3 separate regions of the Homo sapiens genome follow, and regions 2 and 3 are each linked to region 1. Evidence: read pairs that join two places in POLR2A ChIA-PET (ENCODE). Cell type or tissue: HepG2. All regions are shown on one strand. Each heading gives the region's core, and the rest is flanking DNA. Links, peaks and the distances in the headings are about the cores only.

Region 1 (7,597 bases), core at 1,616-6,615:
CTCTTGAATCTGGGAGGTGGAAGTTGTAGCGAGCCGAGATTGTGCCATTGCACGCCAGCCTGGGCAAGAAGAGCAAAACTCCATCTCAAAAAAAAAAAAAAAAAAAGCTGGGTGCGGTGGCTCATGCCTGTAATCTCAGCACTTTGGGAGGCCAAGGCGGGCAGATCATGAGGTCAGGAGTTCGAGACCAGCCTGGCCAAAATGGTAAAACCCCATCTCTACTAAAAAATACGAAAAATCAGCTGGGCTTGGTGGCAGGCGCCTGTAGTCCCAGCTACTCAGGAGGCTGAGGCAGGAGAATTGTTTGAACCTGGGAGGCGGAGGTTGCAGTGAGCCGAGATTGGGCCTCTGGGCCTGGGTGACAGTGAGACTCCGTCTCAAAAAAAAAAAAAAAAAAAAGAATCACTTGAACCCTGAGGCAGAGGTTGCAGTGAGTCAAGATCACTCCACTGCGCTCCAGCAGCTGGGGGATACAGCATGACCCTGTCTCAAAAAAAAAAAAAAAAGATAAATCAAGAATAATGGACACCAGATTCCTCGGTGTGAAAGACAGGAAGTATAAATACACAAGGGGCAAAAACTAGAATGAACCCCATGATATGAGCTTGGAATTGGAGATGATAGTCTGAATTCATGTTGTTTAGTATGTATAATTATAGAAATAAATATAATTGTAAATGTGTGTGTGTGTGTGTGTGTGTGTGTACACATTCATTAGCTCTAGGAAGGACTGGGAGTAGTGACCCTCATAACAATGAACAGTTCTGGTTTCTTCTTCTTTTTTTTTTTTTTGAGACGCAGTCTCACTCTTGTCGCCTAGGCTGGAGTGCAGTGGTGGGATCTTGGCTCACTGCAACTTCCGCTTCCCAGGTTCAAGCGATTCTCCTGCCTCAGCCTCCCAAGTAGCTGGGATTACAGGTATGCACCACCATGTCTGGCTAATTTTTGTATTTTTAGTAGAGACAGTTTTACCATGTTGGCCAGGCCGGTCTCAAATTCCTGGCCTCAAGTGATCCGGCCACCTCAGCTTCCCAAAGTGCTGAGATTACAGGCGTGAGCCACCATGCCCAGGTGGTTTCTTTTATTTATTTATTTTTATTTATTATTAGTATTTTTAGAAAGAGTCTCACTGTGTCTCACCCAGTCTAGGCTGCAGTGGCATGATCTCAGCTCACTGAAACCTCTGCCTCCTGGGTTCAAGCGATTCTCCTACCTCAGCCTCCCGAAAAGCTGGGACTACAGGCGTGCACCACCATACCCAGCTGATTTTTGTATGTTTAGTAGAGATGGAGTTTTGCCATGTTGGCCAGGCTGGTCTCGAACTCCTGACCTCAGGTGATCCATCCGCCTCGGCCTCCCAAAGTGCTGGGATTACAGGTGTGAACCCCCACATCCAGCCCTATTATTATTATTATTATTTTGAGACAAGGTCTCACTCCGTTGCCCAGTCTGGAGTGCAGTGGCACTATCTTGGCTCCCTGCAACCTCTGCCTCCCAGGTTCAAGCTATCCTCCCGCTTCAGCCTCTCTAGTAGCTGGGACTACAGGGGCATGCCACCATGTCTGACTCATTTTTGTATTTTTAGAAGAAACAAGATTTCACCATGTTGGCCAGGCTGGTCTCGAACTCCTGACCTCAGGTGATCTGCCTGTCTTGGTCTCCCAAAGTGCTGGGGATTACAGGCGTGAGCCACCACGCCTGATTTTTATTTATTTATCTATTTTTAGTCAGGGTCTCACTCTGTTGCCCAGGCTAGAGTGCAGTGGCATGATCACAGCTCACTGCAGCCTTGCCCTCCTGGATTCAAGCAATCCTCCCACCTTAGTCTTTCGAGTAGCTGGAACTATAGGTGTGCACTACCTACCTAGCTAATTTTTGTATTTTTTTGTAGAGATGGGGTTTCACCATGTTTCCAAGCTGGTCTTGAGCTCCTGGGCTCAAGCAGCTCACCCACTGCAGCCCCCAAAGTCCAGATTACAGGTGTGAGCCACCGTGCCCGGCCAGTTCTTGGTTTTTTAGTATGATTCTAGTGCCTACTTCATGCTTTCTAAATATTATTTTCCACTAAAAGATTAAATCAGAGCTCTTTGGAGTATTGGTTGATTCCAGGGGCTGGAAAAGTTGATATCTTGCTATACCAGAAAGCAAGTGTTCCAGGAATTATGGAAGCAGGCCAAAATGACACAGACACCAGCTTGAAAGGGTTCCCATTGACCACATTGATCAAATAAATATAAATATTCAGGGTCTAAGGGGAGGTTTTGTGTGTGGGGTTTTTTCGTTTTTTTTTAGACAGAGTCTTGCTCTGTCTAGAGCAAGGCAGGAGGGCAGTAACACAGTCATAACTCACTGTAGCCTTGAAGTCCTGGGCTCAAACCATCCTCTTGCCTCAGCCTCTCAAGTAGTTGGGACTACAGATATGCCCCACCACACTGGCTAATTTTTTTTTTTTGGTAGAGATGAGGTCTCACTGTGTTGACCAGGCTGATCTTGAACTCCTGAAGCCTCAAGTGATCCTCCCACCTCAACTTCCCAAAGTGCTGTGATTACAGGCGTGAGCCACCGTAACCGAGTGTGTATTCTATTCTTAAAGAGGGTCCTCCAAATCGTAACCTTCAGGCCCCATAAAACCAATATCCACCTCCAGAAATTCTTGTCACTGTTTTAAAAATGAGGAAACTGAGGCACAGAAAGAGAAAGTGATTTGCCCAAGGTCACTCAGCTAAGTGAAGCAGGATTTGAACCCAGCCAGTCTGACTCCAGAGTCTGCTTCAAGGGGACACTGTGAGAATTCAGTGAGATTTAAAAACATGAAAGGAACTTTATAAATTTAAGGATTAAGACTAATAATCAAATGAAAGAGGTGTGCCTGTTTGTCCACTGGTGCTCAGCTCCACAGAGGAAAGGGGCAGAAAAATCCTCCTACCGTATGCCAGAAACCACTTGGAATTTAACAACCAGGACCTCATTTTGTCCCCATGGCAGCCCTACAGCCAGGCATTATTGTCCCAGGGAGGCTTATCGAGGTTCAAGGATCAACCCAAGTCACATAACCAAAAAGTGATGGATTCTGGAGCAGATGCCAGGGCTAGTGATGCCAGAGCCTCTCTCTCCCCATCCAGGGCACCAGGCTGCCCAACAGCATGCAGCAGAAGGCTTGCCACACTGGACTGGCCAAGGTCCAGGAACATGACACAACCAAGGGCCTCTCCACCTTCTCTCATCCCCTGTGCTCCACCATCTGAGAAAGATGCCCGGGACAGAGGAGCCACGTGGCAGCAGAGCAACACTTCTGCCCAGATCACAAGTGGGCAACGTCTGCAAAGCAGGCAGCAGCAAGGTGGGGGCAGCTAGCCACAAGCTCTGAGAATCTCAGGCTCTGGCTGTGCAATTGGGCCAGTGGGTCCAGGGAAACAAACAAGGACTTTGGAGTCAGGCAAGATCTGGGCTTTGTCTTCCTGGTGGGATGACCTTGGGCAAGTCACTTTAGCTTTTTTAGTCTCATAAAGTAAGAATCTAGCCTTAGGAAGAGGCTGCCAATATTAGAGTGGGAAGTGCCTGACACATAATAAGTGCTTAGAGAATGGCAACCATATATATACATATATATATATATATATGTATGTATGTATGTGTATATATATATACACATATACATATAAATATACATATACATATACATATACATATACATATACATATATATTTTTTTGAGACAGGATCTTGCTCTGTTGCCCAGGCTGGAGAGCAGTGGCATGATCTCAGCTCACTGTAACCTCTGCCTCCCAGTTTCGAGTGATTCTTTTGCCTTAGCCTCTAGAGTAGCTGGGACTACAGGCACATGCCACCATGCCCGGCTAATTTTTGTATTTTTAGTAGAGACGGGATTTTGCCATGTTGGCCAGGCTGGTCTTGAACTCCTGACCTCAAATGATCCCCCTTCCTCAGCCTCCCAAAGTGCTGGGATTACAGGCATGAGCCACCGTGCCCGGCTGGCAACTATCTTTTATTATAATTCTGTGAGTTCTTCTCAGCAGACCTGGCCTTTCAGGAGTGGTAGGAATCAGGCTGGGGATAAGGATTCTGAAGGACCTTATTCCTGCAGGGGGCCCAGAACTGGAATCAGAGGAGGAGGCCTCCTAGATTGGACAGTGGGCAAAGTCCTCCCAGCCCCCAGGGTCCTGGCTCCCTTCCCTGTAGCCTGCTTCTGGCTGACAACAGAAGCAGGGCCCCAAGGTTAGGCAAACAAGCTAGTGATAAGGCACTTCCAGGTTGGGCCTTGCATTCAAGGCCCACCCAGCTCTGGGGCTGGCTTCCTGGCTTAGCAAAAGCCCTAGTCTTTTGTGCACACAAGAGCGGGCACCAATGGGGACACCTGCTGATTGTGCACCTGGGGCCTTGGTGCCCTGGTACAGCCTGAGTTAATGACCTTGTTTATCCACTTGAGTCATCTGATAAGGGGCAGCTGAGTGAGCGGCAGGTGGCCCTGTGCCCTGCACCGGCCACTTCATTGACTGAGGTGATATCAGTGCCACGTGGGGTTCCCAATGCCCCCTCCCCCACCACTTCCCCACCATTCCTGCCAGGGGCAATGTCTGTGTGTTTTTTTCAATGAACATGACTTCTGGAGTCAAGGTTGTTGGGCCATTCCCCCCGTTCCACTCACTGGGAATATAAATAGCACCCACAGCGCAGAACACAGAGCCAGAGAGCTGGAAGTGAGAGCAGATCCCTAACCATGAGCACCAGCCAACCAGGGGCCTGCCCATGCCAGGGAGCTGCAAGCCGCCCCGCCATTCTCTACGCACTTCTGAGCTCCAGCCTCAAGGCTGTCCCCCGACCCCGTAGCCGCTGCCTATGTAGGCAGCACCGGCCCGTCCAGCTATGTGCACCTCATCGCACCTGCCGGGAGGCCTTGGATGTTCTGGCCAAGACAGTGGCCTTCCTCAGGAACCTGCCATCCTTCTGGCAGCTGCCTCCCCAGGACCAGCGGCGGCTGCTGCAGGGTTGCTGGGGCCCCCTCTTCCTGCTTGGGTTGGCCCAAGATGCTGTGACCTTTGAGGTGGCTGAGGCCCCGGTGCCCAGCATACTCAAGAAGATTCTGCTGGAGGAGCCCAGCAGCAGTGGAGGCAGTGGCCAACTGCCAGACAGACCCCAGCCCTCCCTGGCTGCGGTGCAGTGGCTTCAATGCTGTCTGGAGTCCTTCTGGAGCCTGGAGCTTAGCCCCAAGGAATATGCCTGCCTGAAAGGGACCATCCTCTTCAACCCCGGTGAGCTCCCAGACACTCCTGGGTGGGGGGCAAGGCTGAAGCAGGGGCCAGCCAGGGAAGGTAGCTTCTAAGGGTTTGATATCTGTTATCTCATTGGGTCCTCATTTTCTTTTTATTTTTCTGAGACAGAGTCTCACTCTGTCACCCAGTCTGGAGTGCAGTGGTGCGATCTTGGCTCACTGCAACCTCTGCCTCCTGGGTTCAAGCAATTTTCTCTGCCTCAGCCTCCCGAGTAGCTGGGATTACAGATGGCCGCCACCACTCCCGGCTAATTTTTGTACTTTTTAGTAGAGATGGGCTTTCACCATGTTGATCAAGCTGGTCTTGAACTCCTAACCCCTCAGGTGATCCACCCACCTTGGCCTCCCAAAGTGCTGGGATTACAGGCGTGAGCCACCGTGCTTGGCCAGTCCTCATTTTCATCAAATAGCCATCTCACAGAAGAGGCACAGAGAAGCTAAGTGACTAGCTAAAGGTAACACAGCCAGGTAGGGACAGACCAGGATGGCAACTCAGGTCTATTCACTCCAGAGACTGGCCCTTGCCACTCTGCCTGAGAAATTTGCTCTGACCTTTACAGAAGGCTGTGGGGAGGTGGGGTGGGCAGACACAGCTGTGTCTCAGTCACATCCTCAAAGGAAGGCTGCATGGTGAAGCTCTAGAGCTAAAACTCCTCTGTGGGTTCAGAAAGATCACATAGAAGAGATGACTGAAAGGGGCGTAGGGAGGACAGGAAAGGAGTCTTTATGGAATTCGGCCAGGAGAGCGGCAGATGGAGACAGTGCTGTTTGTAATCTGGAGAGCATCTGAGATGAGAGTTCCCCAGGAGTCCCTTGTGGCACGCATAAATCGTAGTAATTAATTGTAATAATAGTAGCAAATACTCATATCACACTTACCATATGTTAGGCCCTATTCTAAGGGTTTTACATATACTAGTTCATTTAAATCTCATAAAAGCCTAGGAGACAGGTCCTATTAATATTATTATTCCCGTTTTACAGATAAAGAAACTGAAGCCCAGAGATTAAGTGACTTGCCCAAGGTCACCCAGCTAATAAGTGACAGTGCTGGGATTCATACCCAGGAAGCCTAATTCTTAACCATTACTCCACACTGCCTCTTCATAAATGGATGGATGAATACATTGAAAATTGATAAATAAATTACCTCCTCTAAAGGAGGAGGTAGTAGTGGGACCTCAAAGGCCGAGCAAAGGAGGCAGAGGGGTGTCTCTGATGGCCCAGATCTTGGGCCAGTCTTGTCCTTTGGTGGCTGGGAGTAGGGTGCTCACCAGCCCTCTTCTCCCTCTCTGCCCACAGATGTGCCAGGCCTCCAAGCCGCCTCCCACATTGGGCACCTGCAGCAGGAGGCTCACTGGGTGCTGTGTGAAGTCCTGGAACCCTGGTGCCCAGCAGCCCAAGGCCGCCTGACCCGTGTCCTCCTCACGGCCTCCACCCTCAAGTCCATTCCGACCAGCCTGCTTGGGGACCTCTTCTTTCGCCCTATCATTGGAGATGTTGACATCGCTGGCCTTCTTGGGGACATGCTTTTGCTCAGGTGACCTGTTCCAGCCCAGGCAGAGATCAGGTGGGCAGAGGCTGGCAGTGCTGATTCAGCCTGGCCATCCCCAGAGGTGACCCAATGCTCCTGGAGGGGGCAAGCCTGTATAGACAGCACTTGGCTCCTTAGGAACAGCTCTTCACTCAGCCACACCCCACATTGGACTTCCTTGGTTTGGACACAGTGTTCCAGCTGCCTGGGAGGCTTTTGGTGGTCCCCACAGCCTCTGGGCCAAGACTCCTGTCCCTTCTTGGGATGAGAATGAAAGCTTAGGCTGCTTATTGGACCAGAAGTCCTATCGACTTTATACAGAACTGAATTAAGTTATTGATTTTTGTAATAAAAGGTATGAAACACTTGGAGCCTGATACTGTCATTTGTGCATATGGAAGGGACTGTCTCACCTCCAGGGCCCACCCTGCTGCTATCAGAGGTAGCCCAAGGGAAAAAATCCACAGGGTTGCTGGAGCTAATTTTCCAGGGAACAGTATCAGTTCACAATCCCATCACCTCATTGTCTTTATCCTCAGGGGAAGGAGGTTGCTCTCCCATTCCCAAACCCTTCACTAACCGCTCCCCTGGCTCCTACCCACTTCAGGCGCCCTCTTACCACAGTGAAAGCCCAATCACAGCCAATCAGGAAGCAGCCCACTCCCGAATTGAAACAGACAAGTTCACTGCCATTTCTGTAGTTTGAGATCATTCACTTCCCCCATTCCTGCAGATGACAAAAGAGAGTGGTCCATTATTTTCCCAAAGGGAAG
Region 2 (6,270 bases), core at 1,271-6,270, 130 kb after region 1:
ATTTTCCCCTCCTCTATCTACCAGAGACCTTCTGTCCTACTTTAGTCCTCAGCCCCACCTCAGGTGGCTAATGAGGATGGTGAAGAAAACCTCAGAGAACACCCTCCAGGGCTCCTTTCACCTCCCTCACCCAAGCAGTTTCTCTCATAGGAAGTGGGGCCAAAAAAAGAAGAAAAAAAAAGAGGCGAACTCAACAAAACCGTCTATTGGGGGGAGCGGCCAGTTTGTACCCTTGTAACGGAAACTGTTAGAACAACTTTGCACCCTCCTTAAAGGAAACAGATGATAAATCCTTCTCCGTTGGTGGATTTCTTGTTTCTCAGGATTCCAAAGCCTTATGTGGTTTCAGTTATCTGCCCTCCAAACGAAGCCAGGGGCCGGGTTAGCCTCTGGCCACAGCCTGGCTCAGGGAGGGGTTTATCTTCTGCAACGGCTACTCATGTGGGTGGGAACAAAGAGATGGTTGCTACCTCTCCAGGCGAAGACCAGCCCACATCAGTCTGTGGGGGCCTGGGACTGTATCTCTTGACTCTGTAACTCATTTCAGGCCCTGAGACCTAAATTGCCTTCAGATATCTGTTGTGTGCAAGGTGGAGAAAAGGCAAATCATATTTAGTCGTTGTGTGTTGGAGAAGGGGGAAAAAATGGAGTTTCATGGCCCTTCCCCCAGGTTTTTCAGTGCCACGCACTTGTTCTCAGCTCCAGAGGCCTGTGAGTAACGTGGCAAAGCCTGGGGACACACTTGTGACTGGGGCCTAAGGCTGTGACTTGAATCTCTAGAAGTCCACCATGAGGCTCCAAGCAGCACTCTCTCTGCAAAGACAAAACTGAGAAATGAACTGTCCTTGCTCTGTAAATTCACAAGGGGAAAAAAGACATGCATTCTCAGGGTTCCCTCTGTCCACATCAAATTCTCTCAAAAATCTATTTGTAAAAAGGCCAGGGGTCTCTCAAGACAAGTCAGAATGTTTTTTAAAAGCTCAGCTGTCACCCTGTAGAGGTAGAACTTTATCCAGATTTTCAGCTGTACTTTCCTGCAATTTCTCTTTTCCTTCTCTGCTACCCAACCCCCTCCTCTTCCGCTCTGTTTCCTGTTTCATTTTCTGACTTCTGCTCTGACAGGAAAACAAGGAAGCTGAATCTTGTGCTCTCAAAGCCCTGACTCCCTGGTTTCAGATTGGAAGAAGGCTAGGTGGGATAGGAGGGGATTCTGGGACTCCAAGGCTTTGAGTAGTGACGGAGGCAGCCTCTCAGTGTTCTTGTAGAGTCTGCAGCTAAGATGGAGCCTGCATCTACCCAGGGAGCCAGCTGAGCTACCAGAACTGTGGAAAGCAAGTGAGAAAGAGCCATATCCCAGGCTCCAGAAAGACTCCACACTTCCCAGCCATTTCCATTAAGAAGCACATATCCCACATCACCAAGAAACAATATCACATACAAATCCCTAACCAGAACAATGCAAGCAATGCATTACTATTCTAGAAGCTTAGGATTTAAGAGGGTTACATCATTTCTGTTCTTTGAACTTGCCTGGCTCTGCTCTTGCTATTTTCCCTGCTTGAAGCACTCTACTTCCAGACCACCCTTTGGCTAGCCCATTATGTTTGGGTCTCCGGAGAGAAGTCACCTCCTTAGAGAGGCTTTCCCTGTACTATCCCATCAGTCTGTTCTGTTTTTTTTTTTTTTTTTTTTTTTTTTTAAAGATGAGGTCTCACTATATTGCCAAGGCTAGTCTGGAACTCCTAGGCTCAAAGGATCCACCCACCTTGGCCTCCCAAAATGCTGGGATTACAGGTGTGAGCCACTGCGCCCGGCCTCTGTTTTCTTCATAGCACTTAACACTATCTGCTTGTCCTGTCCATGAATTTTACTTGTTTCAATGTCTGTTTCCCTATTCTAGAATGTAAGCTTCTGAGTGTAATGGAGGAGCAAGGGCTTTGTTCACCAATGTATTTCCAGTTAGAACAGTGCCTTGCACACTGTGTGTCTTCAATAAAGATCTGGTCAATAAATCAATTTCTTTAATCCTATACCTATATTTTATGGATGAGGGAGCTAAGGATCACAAAGGGTAAGTGACTGGCAAGAAGTCACATAGCTAGTGGTAGCGATGGGACTTGAATTCAGGTCTCCAGCCTCCCAGGCTGGTTCTCCCACTCTACACTATTTTAATCTTTCACAGATTTACCTCTTTCCCTCTCTTCCATTTTTCCCATATGTAAGAGTCTTTACGGGCTATGCTAAGATGGGCACACCAAGTCTTAACAGCTCTGACCTACTCTTTCCTCCATCAAATTCCTATCTTATCTGTTTGATTTGTTCAACAGTACAGGAATGCCTACTATGTGATGGGATGAAGATGCAACACTGAGCAAGATAGAAACAATCCTTGCCCTGGTGGAGATGATATCTACCTCATAGGATTTATAGTGCTTGGCATACAATGCTCAATAAAGATGGGCTATTACAACTCACTGAACAAAAAAGTGATTTTCCCACTGAAAGTGTAGAGAAGGAAGTTAGGTGGTTCTCACAGAACACTCACTTCCCTGGAGCAACTGACATTTCTCTCTGTAGCTGCCTTGCCTTGCTCCTGCCTCCACTTCTGGAAGTGGCCTTGGCCCCAGGCTGGGCAGAGGACCAGCCCAGTAAGTAGCCCAACTACTCTCAGCAGTTCAGTTTCTAGAAGCTAAACTTTCCATGGCCCCAGTCCTATGGGATTGGAATAGCTGATCCTAATCTGGGATGCTGGCTCTGATGTCATGCCATTGTGGGGCGAAAGTGACCATACTGGCCTGCTGTACTTTACCAGAACTTTATGCTACTTCTTTTTGCTGTGGGATAAAAGGCATTCATTGGCAGTTTCCAAGATGCTGGGTGACATTTACATCCATCCTGACACTTGGGGTGACACCAGTCAGGTCTCATATACCAAAAGCATCCTTTTTGGCCTCTGCCCGATCACTTGAAGATGCCCATCCACCCAAGGACAAAGACTCTGCCTTGCCTCCAACTGCAGTACCCAAACACTCATCATTTAAAGCCCATGGTCACTAGGTATTTTTCACCATTCCTTCAGTGTTTGCCTTTCAGTGGTTAGAAAACCTTGACCCCACTGAGAGGCCTAGTGGGAAGGCCTTAGCCACTTGGGGGTGGCAGTGGCTGCAAGGCAAAAGAGCCAATGAGGTTGAGAGTATTGTTTAGGCTGGACTTGGCTGCTCTCCAGCTATGAAAGAAGGTTAAGGTCATTTGGGGGGTGGGGAGGGAGGAGCCTGGGAAAAGAACTACTGGCCACACCCCTGGGTTCTCTGCTGGCTAGGTTCTATTTACTTCTCAAAAGCAAATTACTCACAGCTCACTGGCCAGCAGTTCTCTTGGCCATGGTAACTCCAGTCAGAAACTGGAGACCAGGCTAGGCTCTCCCTGCATTGCAGGAGAGCAGATGAAAGGAACCCAGGAAACCGAACTCCTAGGTAATGCTCCACACACAGCCCAGATATGCAATTTCTAGACTAGCAAACGGAGCTCGAGGCCTAGAACAAAAATAGCCATTAGCAATATTGCTTACCAAAATTGTAGATATGAAAAGCTTCCCATTTACCTTTTTCTAGAAGAATCCTAGGAACGCATCTTGGTTGACAAAGGTTTTCCTCTCTCAATTGAGAAATACTAATTATTCAAATCCTGTTCCTGACCCAAATATTAACAGCCACACTTAGTCTGATGAACACTTGATTGAAATTCTGAGGACAATTTTACCTCGTGCTAAAGACAATAAAAACAAATCTTGCTTGCTGAGCTCCACAGCTAGATCCCTTACTCCTGGGTTGGGTTCTCATCCAGAAAGGAGGTAGTGTGGTATATTAAGAAAAGCATGATCCTTGGAGTCAGGTGGAACTTGCTTGGTGTATGAACTTAAAAAGCCTTTCACTTTTCTTAGCCTCTTTCTTCAACTGTAAAATGGGAGCCACATACTGACTTCACAGGCACAGGATTGTTGTAGGATTGTGATGTGCTATGTCCAGAATATAAGTAGGTACACAATAGAAAACTGTTGTTTCTTGTTTCAAATTTCACTTCTAAGTGTCCACAATGATAGCATTTTTTCTCTTTCTGCTTCTGATTTCTCCTGAGGAACTTGAGGCTTCTCTATTGTTTCCCTAAGGAAGGGGGTGAACAGAGAAACTATATATTGTGACATTAGCCTCATAAAAGCAACTGCATCTAGCCAACATCGACAGTATCATTCAACTACTACTTAAGTAGATGCTATGTGCCAGTCTATGTGTTAGCACCAGGATGCAGCAGTGAACAAAACACCCCTCCCACCACCCTCAGTTTACATTTCAGTGGAAGGTGACAGGTAAGTACAACACACAACAGGCCAGACAGTAACAAGTGCCACAGGAAAAATAAGGCAGACAAGGGAAACATAGTGGGGGGCAGAGATTGCTATTCTAAGTAAGGTGACCATGAAAAGCCTTACTTATATATTTGGACAAAGACTTGAAGCAGTCGAGGACTTGAGCCATGCAGTTATTTGGTGAGAGAGTATAAAGTACAAAGACTCCAAGGTGGAAACATCTCTATACAGTGGGGTGAGCAACGGGCAAGACAGATGGTGCAGGAAAGGTAGAGGTAAGCTAGATAACTCAGGGCCTTGTAGGCCACTTTTTAAGAGTCTGGATTTTTACTTACTGAGTCAGAAGCACTGAAGGCGTTTGATCTGACTTACCTTTTATAGGGGTCCTTTTGGTTGCTCTGTTGAGAATAGGTTCAACCAGGCAAAGCAGAAGCAGGGAGGCCAATTTGGAGGTATTTCAAGAATCCAAGATATGACAGTATCTTGAACTACAGTAGTGTGGGATTGAGGATTATTTTATGAAGAGTGCTAACAGATTGGATGTGGAAGTGAAAGAAGTCAAGGATTTTTTTAGCCAAGTGATAGAATGGAGTTGCCATTTACTAAAAGGAAAACACAAACAAAAAAACCAAAACTATGGGAGAAGCAGGTTTCTAGTGGGGGAAGACAGGACATTTTAGCTTTGGCATGTTCAAAGTAAACTTCCAAGCAGGGATGACAAGAAAGGTGGCTGAATGCTCTAGTCTGGAGTCAGGGAAAAGAGCCAGTCCAGAGATATTATAAGTGATTAAGTTGGAGATTGCCTCCAGATAAATGGTTGTCTTATTTTGGAATATAGTAAATAAATGACAGGGTCCAGGAATGCCACTATTTAGGGGAGATCTCACACTAAGGGAGGTTTGCAAAAACAGGACTATCCCCCTGCCCCCCGACAAAAGGTCAAGTTTTAGTTTGAAAACAATAAAAAGCTTCACAAAAGTCTTACCAAGATTTAATGTACATTTATTCTTAACACGTGGAACATATAGTATAAAGATTTCATACTGAATAAATGATATTCATTAAGCCAAAAAAGGAAAAAAAGGAGGAATTTACATCAAGTTTTAGCTACATTGTTGAAATACAAATATGCAGATTTTATCACTGAAAAAATCTCAATTGTGTTTCTTCATCAGAACTTCAACTGAACCTAGAACTTTTTCACACCTCGATTAGAAAGAAAACAAAACAAAACAAAAACCCAGAAAAAAATAAACTATAAGTTGATTGGCTGCTGAGACAGCAAGGACTTTTTACAGAGACCTGTACAGCATCGCACCAAGAGGGGCGATATCTGGCAAGAGATTAAATAGCTGTGTCTCGCTTTGTGCAGGTCACCAACTTGTTAACTCGTCATACTATAAAGGGGTAGCTGGGAGGAGGACCAAACTGTGGGGATCCAAGGGTATGTGCAATGTACAACGTCATATATATACACACGTGGCAGCGTAGCCGCTGCAGCTAAAGGTTAAAACCAGTTCTAAGAGGTGATCTCAGGGTTATTCATACAATCAAGGAGGAGAGAAAGAGGTCAGGGTGTTGTAGGTTCACACATGATACTTTGGGGGAAAAGCCTTTTTTTTTTTTCTCCTCAACGTTTAACTAAAAACATTTTTAAAAACTACAGCTTGCTGCTGACCCAGCGTTTTCTGTTTCCATGTGAGACATTATTATTACAGTATGTTTACAGTATCAGGTGTACAGTACAGTACATGAAAGGGTCTACACTCTACTGCACAGGCCTCTCCAGTGAACAGGGTCTGTTCACAACTGCGAACTTCTTGGCTCCTGCAAGATTGTGAATGTACAACAATAAACCACACACAGTTCAGCAGTCACCTTTTTTGTCCTTCAGAATTTTTTTTTGT
Region 3 (6,270 bases), core at 1,271-6,270, 84 kb before region 1:
GTGGGAGCTCCGGATGGGGAAGGAGCGTTGCTGTGGACTTTGAGGAACAAGGCATAGCCTCAGACAGTTACATGATATGCTGCCCTTCCGCTTTCACTCGCCACACTTCTGCTCTGTTCCCTGGGGGCTGGCATCTGTGGACTGCATCAATGGCTCCCTTGTTCCCCGGCTTCCTGTTGGGTTGCCAATGAGACATCCCAGCGTCTTAAGGAGACTTAAGGGAGGAGTAGATATTTATTCTCTTTGTTCCCTCTCTACCAGGTTGCCATGGTTGGCCACATCTCTCAACCAAAGGTCACGGTTCTTGTCAGGGGCCCCACTCCACACAGTGACCTCTCCTCACCCTCAGACTCAGGAGTTGCAAAGGCTTCTCACTGTTGCTGGCCCCAGATTGCTGAACCATCCCATTACATTTTTTTTTTTGGGTGGAGGGGGGAGAGCACTCACCCAGGCTGGCATGCAGTGACGCGATCTCAGCTCACTGCAACCTCCGCCTCCCAGGTTCAAGCCACTCTCATGCCTCAGCCTCCCAAGGAGCTTGGACTACAGGTGCACACAACAACGCCTGGCTAATTTTTGTATTTTTAATAGGATGGGGTTTCGCCATGTTGGCCACACTGGTCTCAAACTCCTGACCTCAGGTGATCTGCCTGCCTCGGCCTCCCAAAGTACTGGGATTACAAATGTGAGCCACCAAACCCAGCCCCTTGTTAGTTTCTTAAGCCCAGCCCACGCCTTTGGAAATAGTCTGTTTTATTTCTTGAGATAGGGTCTTGTTCTGTTGCCCAGGCTGGAGCGCACAGTGGTAGGATCACAGCTCAGTGCAGCCTTGACCTCCTGGGCTCAAGCAATCCTCCCACCTCAGCCTCCTAAGTAGCTGGTACCACAGGCATGTGCCACCCCACCTGGCTAATTTTTTCATTTTTATAGAGCAGGGATCTCCCAGGCTGGTCTCGAACTCCTGAGCTCAAGCAACCCTCCTGCCTCAGCCTCCCAAAGTGCTGGGATTACAGGTGTGATCCACCATGCCAGGCCAGAATAGCCTATGTTTAAAACACTTCCCAGTTTGAGTGTGCCATCTCCTGCTTAGACACCGACTGACAAAACAGGTCCATATGGTCGCCAGCACAGTCACACTAGTCACACAACCCCCACAGGCCATGGTGCTGCCATGTTGTCACCAGTTCGCACAACCCTCCTTGGTGTCACACAGTCTCACATGTGCATTCTCATCCCTGAGCTCCGTCATCACATCCTTTAATGAGGAAGACTTCCTGAGGAGGGGGGTAAGAGCAGGCGGCTGTGAGTCAGGTCAAGGGAGAATTGGTCTGCAAATCAAAGTCAACAGGGCCAGACTGCCAAACGAAACTAAATACAAGCTGCTCCAGGAACCGTCAACTTAAAGAGCCATAATAGACACAGAGGAAAGGCAGCAAGGGCACTTGCAAAGTGAACCTCAGAACCCCATGCATTTGCCTTACATTATGGAAATTTATTCCTCCTGAATGTATAAGGCAGGAGACTAATTCAATATACATTCACTATGCAGAATTCTACAAGTTCTGGGCTATGTGTAAATGTGCCCCCCTTCCCTCCATTATCAGGATGTTTAAATGTGTTTCCTTTTTTTCATTTAAAACTTTGCTTAGATGTTTTACATTGCCATCACCTCTTCCTGAGAAAAAGGTGTGTCCCCCACCCCAACCCCTAGGAGCCAGCAGACTATCTTTCTGAGGGGCCACAAGCACACTCCCACGTGGAGAACAAGGGCAGTGGATGAAGGGAACGGGGATTTTTCAAACTAATGTTTTCCCTCAAACAGGCCTCCCGGCGCCGTTAGACTTGAAGCAATGACATCTATTAAAATGGGGACCCCAGCTGGGGGTTAAGAATGTTGTTTAAGAATGATGACGATATCTTGAAAAGAAATTCTTGGCTGGGGATGGGGTAGGGGGAAAGGGAAAAAAAATAAATTATTTTGACTTTCCCATTGGCAATGCTTGCTACGCTTAATCTGATTGCATCTCAGGGACCTGTAGCAACATCTCCAATTGTACAGTGTAAGCCAAAGTCAAATGTGGGGTATATGAAGAAATTCAGAGCATCAGCCAGTTCTCCAGAACCAGCCCCTTGCCACTGTAAAGTGAAAGGCTCCTGTGAGGAGGGCGCTGGGATTGTGTAAGGTCAATTCTCAACGTCTTCCTGAAGGCAGTGCCCAGGGAGAAAGCCGAATCCAGAGGTCCAGATCCATAGAGTGGAGGTTCTGAGGAGTTGGAAGGAGCTGGAAAGAATAATTCCAAGAGCTTTAATGGCCTCTTTCCCACAGCCACCCAGCCCCACCCAAGCCCTTCAACTTGAAATCTGCCTGAAGGGGGCGGGGGCATTGTGGAGAGAAGATGCAGGAGGCAATAGTATGGAATGGGACTCCTGGGGAAGCAGAGGTTCCCTTGGGCCTTTGTCCTTGGCTGGGATCCCCTAGCCTGAGCAGTTAGAATGGAATGTTCCTGGGATGAAAAGCCTGCCCCTCCTCCACTTCTCCCCTTATGGAGTTCCCCAGGGCCCATTCCAGGGATTCCTGATATGGTGATGCTCTAGAGAAGCAGAGGCCCACGCTGCCTGGGGGTTCTGTCCTGGCGGCCTCTCCAGGGCTGGGCAAATTGGTTCCATCATTTACGGATCTCTACTATGTGCCAAGTACTTAGTATGACTTTTCATTTAATACTCAAGTTTTCTTTTTCTTTTTGAGACGAAGTTTTGCTCTTGTTGCCCAGGCTGGAGTACACTGGCGCGATTTCGGCTCACCGCAACCTCCGCCTCCCAGGTTCAAGCGATTCTCCTGTCTCAGCCTTCGGAGTAGCTGGGATTACAGGGGTATGCCACCACGCCCGGCTAATTTTTGTATGTTTAGTAGAGATGGGATTTCACCCTGTTAGCCAGCCCAGATCTACAGGGAGAGGAGGCAGCCCTCCAAGGCAAGCCCTTGGGAGGCTTGAGCCCTGAGCATCCTTGGCCCACCCTCCTCAGAAGCCAGGTTGCTGACTCAGCCTGACTCACCCCCAGGGCCCAGCCAGGTTGGGGTGTGCCCAAACTCTGGGAGGGGCACCTTCTGCCACCCCTCCAGCATCTCATGTCCCTTCCAATACCCAAGGACCAAGGGTCACTATACACAGCCTTGAATGTGGGAGCCCAGATATCCCCCTAAACGGACCTCTCTTTAGCCTGATAAATGAATCACCATATATCCTAATGTTTAAGAGATCCCTCACTTATAGCTCCTATGTCTTTGGGCAAGTCACCCGCCCTCCCTCTCTGTTTCTTCACCTGTGGAAATGGGAATAATAACCCTTACTTTGCAGAGTGGTTGGGAGAACCGGAACAGATTAATGGGTGTAAAGTGCTCAGGGGCCTGGCATAGAGGAGGTGGTTAAGATATTATTCCAGAACCAAGAGTTCCCTTCCCCCATCGCCCCTGGCCAGGGTGCAGTCAAGGACCAATGGGGGAAGAAGTAGGTTGGGGATCTCCAGGCTTTCCCAAATACCTCCTCCTGCACCGCTCTCATGACAGCAGGCCTCTCCTTCAGCTCTGAGAAGCCTAAGCACCCGAGTTGTTCTTGAAGAACCCACCAACAGGGGAGCGGCTGCAGGCTTGGACCACCTTGGCCAGGTTCTGTGGCTCCAGCCTAATCTCTAAGAGGCAACACTGGCCACCACTGGCAGTGGGACCCTGGGTTCTGATCAATTAGTGTAACAAATCTGTGAATACAAAATAACTCTGGTCTTTTATCCTGATAGTGACCCCAACAAGGGCTACCTGTCTTTTCTGGAAGTCTTTCCTAATGGGTCTTCTCCCTGGGGTTCCAGGCTCAGCCCAACCAAAGGAGCTTCCTTTGCTCCCCCCTTTTTTTTTCAGTAGAGGCGGGGTTTCACCATGTTAGTCACGATGGTCTCGATCTCCTGACCTCGTGATCCGCCCGCCTCAAACTCCCAAAGTGTTGGGAGTACAGGTGTGAGCCACCGCACCCGGCCTTGCTCCCCTTTCAAAGAGGGTTCCCGCCCCTAGGGAGCCGGTGATGGGCACAGCTCTGGCCTCTAGTCCCACTCCACCCAGGAAGCTATCCCCAGAACTACACTCCCACTCTAGGGCTGCGCTGACCGCGACTACCCTGCTCGTTCTCCCAGGCCCCTGCAGCTCAAGGTCTAGGAAGCCCCGGGGACTACCGGGCAAAGGGATGATTGGGGGCAGGAACAATAAAGGACTGAACCTCCTCCAGGCCACACCCCTTCGTCTCGAGAAAGCAGCCCCACACTGCCCTCTGGTGGCAACGCTCACATGGTTATCCAGTTGAGGGGCAGGTCCCAGATTAGAACCTTGAACTGGTCTCCCAGCCCCAAGCACCAGCCTGAAGAAAGGCTCCTGTTCCCCCCTCATTTCCCTTTGCTGAGATATAAATTCATTGGTGGCCGTCAGTGTCCTCAATGCACAGGTCCCCCAAGATCCCTGTACTCAGTCCTGTCCCCAGAGCTGGGGGCCACCAAGAAAGTGTTCTGAAAGTCATGTGGGGAAAAGGGGTGGGTCAGCCTTCTGTCCGAGGCTAGAGCTGGCCTCCAACAAACTGCTCAGCCCCCAAGGGATCCCCTGGGATGGTGACAGCCAGAAAAGCCTGCCTGGAAAAGAGCCAGGAGACATAAGCCCTTAAAAGTAGAGACCCTCCTCTGATTTGGCTCTGCTTTCTGAGCCCCTATCAATATTTGCTAATTAAGAAGAAAATGGAGGCAGACGGGTGAGCTTTTTTTTTTTTTTTTTTTTTTCTTGAGACACAGTCTTGCTCTGTTGCCCAGGCTGGAGTGCGGTGCAACCTCCACCTCCCGAGTTCAAGCAATTCTTTCTCAGCCTCCCGAGTAGCTGGGATTACAGGCACCTGCCACCACGCCCAGCTAATTTTTGTTATTTTTAGTAGAGAAGGGGTTTCACTATGTTGGCCAGCCTGGTCTTGAACTCCTGACATCAAGTGATTGGCCCTCGTGGGCCTCCCAAAGTGCTGGGATTACAGGCATGAGCCACCGCACCCAGCCTGAATAAAGCCAGACGGGTGAGCTTCTAGAGGGGGCCCTGGAGGGTCAGGCAGGTGTGGGAGGTGCCTTTTGTTAGTTGGCTATGTGGTAATGGACATAGCACTAACTAGGAGCTGGGGTTCAAGTCTACATGTGTGTGCCCTGGCCAGGAAGCTTGATGAGGAGCAGTGGGACATCTGGAAGTGGAGGGAGGGGGCAGAGCTGCCTGTGACACCAGGACCAATCTCCATTTACTACCCTCTACTTCACACACACACACACACTAGCCAGTGTCGTCTCTAATTCTCTACTCACCCACCCCACCCCCAAATCGGGACAAGCTGATTACAAATAAATCCTGGAGAAAGCCAAAACTGTGATGGCACCGAGCACTTTACACCATTAGCTAAAAGCTTCTCCGGACCAAGTGCCCCCTCCCATGCAACCCAGAAAACAAATGGTCCTGGCTGCAGCCCAGCACCAAGGCCTGAGCTCAGCTCTTTCCAAGATGTCCTGTCCTCTCTAAGCCTCTAGACCCCAAATGACCCAAGTGGCTTTGGAAGGTGTTCCCTGTTTGGAAAGACCAGAGGATGGCATTGCCCCCTTCATTACTTCCCTGGGGTTCCCTAACTTTGTCAGAGGCTCTGAGACTCCCTCCTGAACCTCCCTTCCCCAGCTAAGAAAGGGTTCAGGAAAGCCTTGCTGTTAGCCGAGAAACCAGCCAAAAAGTTTGGTATCCAGGGAGAAGGGCTGATGAGGGAGGATCCCATAAGGGCCCCAAGCCTCAGCCTATCAGAGCAGTGCACCTGACCCTCCCAGATTCCTGTGGAAGGAAGCATCCTCCCCACTTCACCCCATTCCCAAGCCCTGACTCAAGGAGGGACTGAGGAAAGAGGCCCAGAGAGGGGGCAGAGTTGTTCTAAGTCACAGAGCAGACAGGATCCAGAGGACAACTCTCCCTAGCCCCTGCCCAGGGTACTGTGGGAGGTGCACACACAGGCCAGGGACCTTGATTCTTCCCTCACTGGCATGTGACCTTGAGAAATCCCCTCTCCACCCTGCAAAAGTAGGACTTTAAATTAGCTCATGGCTCTATCAGCAAAAGCAGTGCCTGTTTCCAGGTGTGAGTTAAAATAATACATTATCAGCCAGGTGCAGTGGCTCACACCTGTAATCCCAACACTTTGGGAGGCCGAAGCGGACAGATCACCGGAGGTC

The links. Peaks named below come from ENCODE experiments on the same cell type or tissue, not always from the same donor. Only the 100,000 strongest peaks of a DNase experiment are listed, where the experiment ranks them.
Region 2: POLR2A ChIA-PET joins it to region 1 with 10 read pairs; 9 of 35 experiments call an interaction of 5 or more read pairs at or near these places.
Region 3: POLR2A ChIA-PET joins it to region 1 with 35 read pairs; 12 of 35 experiments call an interaction of 5 or more read pairs at or near these places.

What each region holds. Positions count from the first base shown.
Region 1 is chr1:26,911,082-26,918,678 of GRCh38, reverse strand. It overlaps NR0B2 (nuclear receptor subfamily 0 group B member 2), which reads left to right and starts at 4,704. Exons shown (of 2, transcript NM_021969.3): 1 at 4,704-5,270; 2 at 6,593-7,190. The coding sequence starts at 4,739. The coding sequence ends at 6,834. It also overlaps a transcript of NUDC not described here. RefSeq lists a silencer at 1-85 and an enhancer at 2,737-3,237. In HepG2, for the core only: no CTCF peak of the experiment used is centred there; DNase peaks (open chromatin) are centred at 3,138, 3,408 and 4,418; H3K4me3 peaks cover 2,041 bases.
Region 2 is chr1:26,781,179-26,787,448 of GRCh38, reverse strand. ARID1A (AT-rich interaction domain 1A) reads right to left here. Exons shown (of 20, transcript NM_006015.6): 20 at 5,345-6,270. It also overlaps a transcript of PIGV not described here. Among named protein-coding and RNA genes, the nearest start is that of PIGV, 3.6 kb to the left of the region's middle. RefSeq lists enhancers at 1-59, 580-729. In HepG2, for the core only: no CTCF peak of the experiment used is centred there; a DNase peak (open chromatin) is centred at 3,188; H3K4me3 peaks cover 40 bases.
Region 3 is chr1:26,995,858-27,002,127 of GRCh38, reverse strand. TRNP1 (TMF1 regulated nuclear protein 1) reads right to left here. Exons shown (of 2, transcript NM_001013642.3): 2 at 1,242-2,281. Among named protein-coding and RNA genes, the nearest start is that of TRNP1, 5.3 kb to the right of the region's middle. RefSeq lists enhancers at 2,033-3,232, 4,014-4,133, 4,144-4,203, 4,156-4,450, 3,961-4,566 and 2 more. In HepG2, for the core only: a CTCF peak has its summit at 4,319 (motif pointing left); DNase peaks (open chromatin) are centred at 2,567 and 4,297; H3K4me3 peaks cover 799 bases.